Linked DNA regions of Homo sapiens: region 2 is linked to region 1. Evidence: chromatin contacts called from ENCODE Hi-C or POLR2A ChIA-PET data. All regions are on one chromosome and are shown on one strand. The core of a region is the stretch at or near the end of the contact, and the rest is flanking DNA. Distances in the headings are between cores, read along the strand shown.

Region 1 (3,671 bases), core at 617-3,116:
ACCCCTCAACCCCCGGTAAAGGGGGGTTAGTGTGAGAGAGACTGCAGCCTTCACGATAGTGTGAGGCAGAGATGCCAAAACTGTCCTGGGAAATAGTGCCTCTGCGCCTCCACCCCACACCCTCCCGTCCTGCAAAGGTTTAGTAAGCACCTACTCAGTGCTTGGCACCTTTCCAGGTGCTGGGACTCAGCAAAGGACAAGGCCAGGTGCTTGGACAGTTTATATTCTGGAGAGGAGACGGATGGTCCCTGGTTCCATGCTATGCTTAAAACACAGTGATGCGGCCGGGTGCGGTGGCTCACACCTATAATCCCAGCACTTTGCGAGGCTGAGGTGGGTAGATCACTTGAGGTCAGGAGCTTGAAACCAGCCTGGCCAACATGGCGAAACCCCATCTCTACCAAAAATACAAAAATTAGCCAGGTGGTGGAGCATGCCTGTAGTCCCAGCTACTCGGGACGCTGAAGCAGGAGAATCGCTTGAACCCAGGAGACAGATTGCAGTGAGGTGAGCTCACACCGCTGCACTCCAGCTGGGGCGACAGAGTGAGACGCTGTCTCAAAAAAACAAAAACAAAAACCCACAGTGATGTAATCCCCGTGAGTGGAAGGATTGGAGTGTTGGGGAAGGCCTCTCTCACTGCGACTGAACAGTGGGAAGGTGGCCCCAGGACCTGGGGGAGGTGTCCCAGGTGGACAGCCCCAGACAGAGGGTTGTGTTCCATGGGAAGGAAGAAGGCCACCATGCCTACTGTATAGGGAGGGTGGGAGAGTCCAGGAGGTGGTGAGAAAGCAGGCAGGCTCCAGCTGCACTCGGCCCCTGAGGACTCCGGGTTTTAGTCAAGGGCAATGAGAAGTCAGGGGAGGGTTTTCAGCAGGAGAGTGAGCGATGAGCCCTGGTATCCGCTCTGCCTCCAGCTCGCTGGGCATGGTGGGCAAGCCCTGCCCCTCTTGATGGGAGCTTCCTCCTTCGTGATGTTGCCTGGGCTTCTGGAACCCAGGAAGACTCTCAAAGGTACTAACAGGTGTGGAGAACTTTCCCCTCCCCATTCTTTCAAAGTCACATAGATAACATGGGGAATGCCCACTTTGCTGGATTCTCACAGGCTGCTCAGACACCCTGAGTGGTAAATACCATGGACTTGGGGAGTGGTTTCTTAGTCTGGGGTTTGGGTCAAATTAACTATCATAGGGTCCTTAAATAGCCTACAAAGTAGTGTATATGGAAAATAGGTACGTGTATATGAGTTTATGCAAATAGAGAATTCACATGCAAGATACATCACCCTACTTCTAATGTGTAAGAAAGAAATAGAAATATGGCTATTTATTTATTTATTTGTTTTTTTGAGACGGAGTCTCACTGTGTCCCCCAGGCTGGAGTGCAGTGGCATGATCTCGGCTCACTGCAACCTCTGCCTCCCGGGTTCAAGCGATTCACCTGCCTCTGCCTCCCGAATAGCTGGGATTACAGGCGTGCACCACCACGCCTGGCTAATTTTTGTATTTTTAGTAGAGATGGGGTTTTGCCATGTTGGCCAGGCTGGTCTCGAACTCCTGACCTCAGGTGATCTGACCCACCCACCTTGGTGCTGGGATTACAGGTGTAAGCCACTGCGCCTGGCCTATTTATCTTTTTTGCCAATCACATAATGTTAAATTCACTCTGGTTAAATAGGAATATGATGGGTTGCCACTATATGACTTTTGGTTAATAAACATGGGAAACCTAATTAACTCTTTCATAATTCCTCCCATTTCAAAGCCCAGGGCCATGGTGGAGCTGTGGGGGTTCCCCAGGGAGCCCAGTGTGGGAACCACAGGACCAGATGGGCTGTGAGGCCCCTCCAGCTCCCACGCTGTGCAGCAGCAGGGGCAGCTGTGGGCCGAGCACTGCTGAGTCATCTCTCCCTCGGCCTGGTCATGTGTTGGCTGACAAGCCCAGGCTGGTGTGGAGTCCTGGCCTGGGTTATTGGGGAACTGACTTCAGCTCTGGCCTGCCGAGGCCCCCAGCCTACTGGGAAGGGGGAATCGCCAGCTACCTACTGCCTGTCCACCCACCTGAGGGTCCCCTGTCTGTTCATAAACCCCAGGAGCCGGCCACCTGAGAGGGCTGCATATCCTGGGTGTGTGAGTGCTGCCTGGGGGCTCTGGCATGACAGCAAGGCGGCAGTCAGCTCCAGGCAGCACTGGGCTGAAGGTGTGCACTGGCATCTTGCTGCCCTGTTGAGCATGACATTTCCTTAAATGCCATGAAGGGGCTGCCTGACCTTCACTCTCTTGCCAGGACCCCCTTTCTACCTCTTTCTGGGTTATTTATAACAGTGTTTACAAGAAAAAGGGCTTCTCAGCTGAGCCCTGGCCCTGCTCCCTCGGTCTCTCCTGCCAGCCAGGGCAGGAGATGCGGAAATAGAACCAGAGAACGTGGACACTATAGGACCCCAGAAAACACCTCCAGATGGAGTGTGTGGGACACTTTGTTTTTTTAGGTCTCTGGGACTTTTTTTTTTTTTTTTTTGAGACAGTTTCGCTGTTGTCGCCCAGGCTGGAGTGCAATGGTGTGATCTCGGCTCACTGCAACCTCCGCCTCCTGGGTTCCAGCGATTCTCCCGCCTCAGCCTCTCGAGTAGCTGGGATTATAGGCACCCACCACCATGCCCAGCTAATTTTTGTATTTTTAGTAGAGACGGGGTTTCACCATATTGGTCAGCTGCTCTCGAACTCCTGTCCTCAGGCCGTCCACCCACCCTGGCCTCGTAAAGTGCTGGAATTATAGGCTTGAGCCACTGTGCCTGGCCAACTTTTTAAAAAAAATTGTGGTAAAATGTACCTAACATAAAATTTACCCTTTTTTTTTTTCCTTTTTGAGACAGGGTCTTGCTCTGTCATCTAGGCTAGAGTAGTGCAGTGGTACCATCACAGCTCACTGCAGCCTCAACTTCCTGGGATCAGGTGATCCTTCCACCTCAGACTCCAGAGTAGTTGGGACAATAGGCATACGCTACTGTGCCTGGCCAATTTTTGTATTTTTTTTTTTTTTAGAGACAGGGTTTTGCCACGTTGCTCAGACTAAAATTTACCATTTATAAAGTACAAAACAGTGGCATTAAGTCCATTCACCATGTCATAAAACTATCAGCAGTCCAGCACTTTTCTGTCCTCCCAAAGTCAGGTACTTTGTCATCCTCCTGACACAGGAGGATGGCTGGCATGTCCCTAGGCACATCTGAATTTTGAGGAAATCCCACACAACATGGCAAGGAAAGGAAGCACCTGCCAGCTCATGAGCAGGGTGTCAGTGGTCGCCCCTTCAGCCGTGTGACATGAGCAACAGTCACCCTTTGCTTTCCTTCCGACTCAGGACCAAGGTCAGAATTCCAGCGAGTAGACTGCCAGAGGACATCCTGATTGCAGGAAGAACCAGGAATCTGCTCCAGTCTCTTTCTTTTCTTAAGCAAAATCGATGCATTTCACTAACTTCACTCCTTTCATTAGAAATAGGGCACGTGTTTTGTAACTCACCTCAAAGCTGAATGCCACCCCCCATCCTGGCAGGCCATTCACCATCTTTGAGAAGAATTTAATAACAGTTCCTGGAGAGTTTCTTATAAGCATTTTACAGTTTTCCTAAATACCTCATGAGGGCTGGAGCAATTCCACAGCAACTAGGAG
Region 2 (3,397 bases), core at 208-2,707, 280 kb after region 1:
TCCATACCTAGAACATTCAGAGCCTGTCCCCACCTCACCACTTGGTACTCACTGTCCCCCTGCTGAAGCAGATCTTTGCACAGCCACCTTCTTCATGTCATTCAGATTTCCGCTCTAATAAAGTGTTTCCTTCTCAGTGAGGCTCCCCGCCCTACACACTCCTTATTCAGCTACCATGTTGAATGTTTATTTTTGTAGCATGTCCAATGACTTGAGATGACCTTGCCCACTGAGTTATTTGCTCACATGTGGTTTGTCTCCCTGCCCCGACACCTTGTCAGTCCTGCCCCATAGATGATCGTGGAACCATTGAGGGGAAGAAGTGAAAGAAAGAGGACATCCCACTGCCCCCCATCACACCCAGTCCCCAGTCACCACCCATGTGGCCGCCGGCTCTCTGTCCCCACTCTTCAGGCCTGGCTGCCGGTCCCCATGCCCCACGCACCTTTCTGCACTTTCAGCCGGATGCTGATGGACATCACCTTCCTGCCACCCATCAGGGCACTGCATTGATAGTCCTGGCTCTGAATGAACTTGGCCCTGTGGATGGTGAAGCCATGCCAGGGCGAGAAGGAGTAGTTGGTGTGGCGCATGAGGGGCCGGCCACGCACACGCACCAGCGAGACGCCTGCTTCCAGCACCGGGTCTGTGAGCAGACAGGGCAGTAGTGCGTCCTGGTCCTCGAACACGACCACCTCCTGTGCTAGCACGTTCCAGGGCCGGGCAGGGTCTAGAGTAGAGGAGGGCACAGGGTTACAACTGCCCTCCCTCCACTGGGCCAAGGAGTACCTGGACATAGGTGACAAGGAAGCTCAGAGAGGCTGATCATTCATCTGAGGTCACACCACGCCAGGACAGTTCAGCGGATGCTTCAGCGTGGTGGCTCCAGAGTCAGGCGCACCTGGGCTCCAGTCTAGTCCCACTATGTGAGGCTGTGTGACCTTGGATAACCTCCCTGCACTTCTAGAAAATGCATCATCATAGACCCGACTTGCAGGGTTGTTGTGAGGACTGCATTACATTAGCAGCTCTTCCAGGTCCTTGCTCATAGCCAGCACTCAGTAAATGCAGAGCTGAATTGTTACGATTGTTAATTTTAGGGCCCATTGTAGTGGGGCCTGCCGGGTCAGGCCTCTTGGGAGGAGGCTCAGACTCCTCACCTTTGACATAGAGGTGGATGGCGGCGCTGCCTCCCAGGGGGTCTCCAGGCTCAGTGCAGCGATAGGTCCCCGTGTTTTGGAAGGTAGCGTTGTTGGTGCTGAGGATGCTGCTGGAGCCATCAGAGTACAGGGTCCAGTGAGGTGATGGGGGGCCATCCCATTCCACGCTGCCATTGCCCACACATCGCAAGGTCACCGTTGCTCCTGGCTTCACGACCAGCTCAGGGACACTGGGCTCTATCACTGGGATTCCCTGACCTGGTGGGAGAGAGGGACAGCAGACAGAAGTGAGGTCTAGGATGCGCCCCTTGGGCCGTCCTGACTCTGAGATGGGTGGTAGCTTGGCAGGGATGGTGCTGTGCCATCAAGGGACCACCTTGAACGAGCCCCTGCCCCCTGGTCATTTGCTCAGCTCCTAACCCTCAACCTGCTCAGGGACAGACTGATGTCTCTGATGTCCAGGAGGTCCCTCCTCTGAGAAAGGGGGCTTGCAGCTTGCTCAGCCTCTCACCCAGGCCTCTGTCCCCCTGGGGTCCTCAGCCTCCTGCCTCAGTCTTCCCTGCTGTGATGCCATCTTTCTACTCCCCAGGAATGGACTCTTTTAACCCTGTGTACAAAGTGGACGTATTTCTACCACCGAATGAAGAAACAAATGAATGGAATGTTCACGGCCAAGTCCTCAGCTTAATTCATATGGGAAAGAAAAAAAAAGAGATGTAGGATCTTAGCCCAGCAGAGTTAGAGAGGTCCCAAGAATCTCCTGGTGTGCCCGCTCCCACCAATGGACATCTGGTCTGCAGCACAGTGGGATGGGGAGGTGCCATGCCTCAGTTTCCCCACCTATAAAACAGGGACAATCATCGTACCCACTCATTGGTATGTTAGGCATTTTAAATGCATGGGAAGACTTTAGAACATCACCTGTCACCAAATAAATGGCTCAGTAAGAGTTAGTCACTATGTTTATTACCTAGTCTACACCCAGCAGCTCACCCCGGCACCCCCACACATCTGTGTTTACTGGGAAGCCAATCTCTTTTAAGGAAAATTTTCTTGAAGGAGAAAAGAGAACTTGAAACCCCTATCAGGCTGTCCGGGAAGAAGGCCCGTTGCCTCTGCAGCGTCAGCATTTTTCCAGGGCCTAAAATAGGGGCAAAGGAGGGAAGTGAGAGCTGATTCAAGCCTCCGAGGGGCTGCCAGGCGCCCCCCAGCCTGTGTGGGCGGAAACACATTGTTGGCGTCAGGCTCAGCCCCCGGTTTCCGCTCAGCCTGTGGCCCTTCTACAGGGATGTTCTCACTTCTGCTTCCCCAGCCTCCTAGCCACTCTCCTCTCTCCAGGCAGGGAGAGGGAGTGCCACTTGCGGGGCAGCTGTGAGGCTGGGCTCTGACGCTGACCCACTGGCTGACCCTGGCCATCCAACTCCTCAGCTCTGGCCCTTCCTCTTCCCAGTGATGGGGGCACAATGACAGGCCAGCCCCGAGGGCTTTCGGTGAATTCAGGGTATCTCCATTGTTCTCTGCAAACCCCCTTGAAATGGAAATTCCCCCTGCCCCACCATAGAGCCCAGAATTGGAAAGGTTTCCTCTCTCAAGTCCTTTCAGGATGGCTTAATTCACGTTTTGATTTTGTATTCATCAGAATGTGCATCCCTTCTCCCCAAGACTCTGATCAGCAAACGAGATTGAGTGAATTGTGAATACTGCCAAGCCTGCCACCTGGGGTTGTAGCCCTCCTATGCAGTGCAACTGCCAGGAAGAGGGACAAGTGTCATTTCTAGCAGCCTTTTTAGCAAATCTCAACAGAGCTGGGGCTGCCCTATCACTGCTGCAGCAATCTAGGGCCCCCAGGCCGGGGTTTTATAGCAGGAAACAGCTTGGAGTGTGGGCTCACACCAACTTGGGTTTGGATCTTGGTTCTTCCCTTACCAGCTGGGTTAGTTTCTTAACCTCTTTGAGCCTCAGGCTATTCTTCTGTCTGATGGGAATAATCCCAGCTCCCACCCCAAAAACTTCAGCTGAAGGTTGAGTGAGATGATGTATAGAACTACTCCTGCCCTGGGCACCTGCTTTAATTGCTACATTTCTAATGTCCCTTCTGGGCCAACTCTGATCGCTCAAGATTTTAACCTTGGATTCTGTGATTCCATTTGTTCCTTTTTTACACCTGCCTCACACCTTACAGTGGGCTTCTCCCATCCCTTCCCCCAGCCTGTCTCTCTAGACCCTGCCTTGGCCTC

Evidence for each region. A loop is a pair of places that touch in the nucleus more often than their neighbours do. ChIA-PET counts read pairs that join two places held with the same protein, here RNA polymerase II (POLR2A). Pooled maps may share reads with other maps.
Region 2: a loop to region 1 is called in a pooled map, with 2.6 times the contacts of the local background. The contact joins two enhancer-like sites. A Hi-C loop is called at or near these places in 1 of 50 pooled maps. POLR2A ChIA-PET finds 5 or more read pairs at or near these places in 2 of 52 experiments (A673 and activated T-cell).

What each region holds. Positions count from the first base shown.
Region 1 is chr5:149,804,110-149,807,780 of GRCh38, forward strand. All of the region lies in intron 1 of PPARGC1B (PPARG coactivator 1 beta), which reads left to right. Among named protein-coding and RNA genes, the nearest start is that of MIR378A, 73 kb to the left of the region's middle. RefSeq lists enhancers at 127-936, 1,588-2,237, 1,827-1,971 and a cis regulatory region at 1,894-1,904. Within about 2 kb of position 1,867, at least 29 of the 41 ENCODE cell types and tissues checked have a DNase peak (open chromatin) inside an H3K27ac peak, as active enhancers do.
Region 2 is chr5:150,079,607-150,083,003 of GRCh38, forward strand. It overlaps CSF1R (colony stimulating factor 1 receptor), which reads right to left. Exons shown (of 21, transcript NM_001288705.3): 2 at 1,161-1,418; 3 at 446-730. Among named protein-coding and RNA genes, the nearest start is that of CSF1R, 5.2 kb to the right of the region's middle. RefSeq lists enhancers at 2,038-2,679, 2,139-2,348. Within about 2 kb of position 1,458, at least 7 of the 41 ENCODE cell types and tissues checked have a DNase peak (open chromatin) inside an H3K27ac peak, as active enhancers do.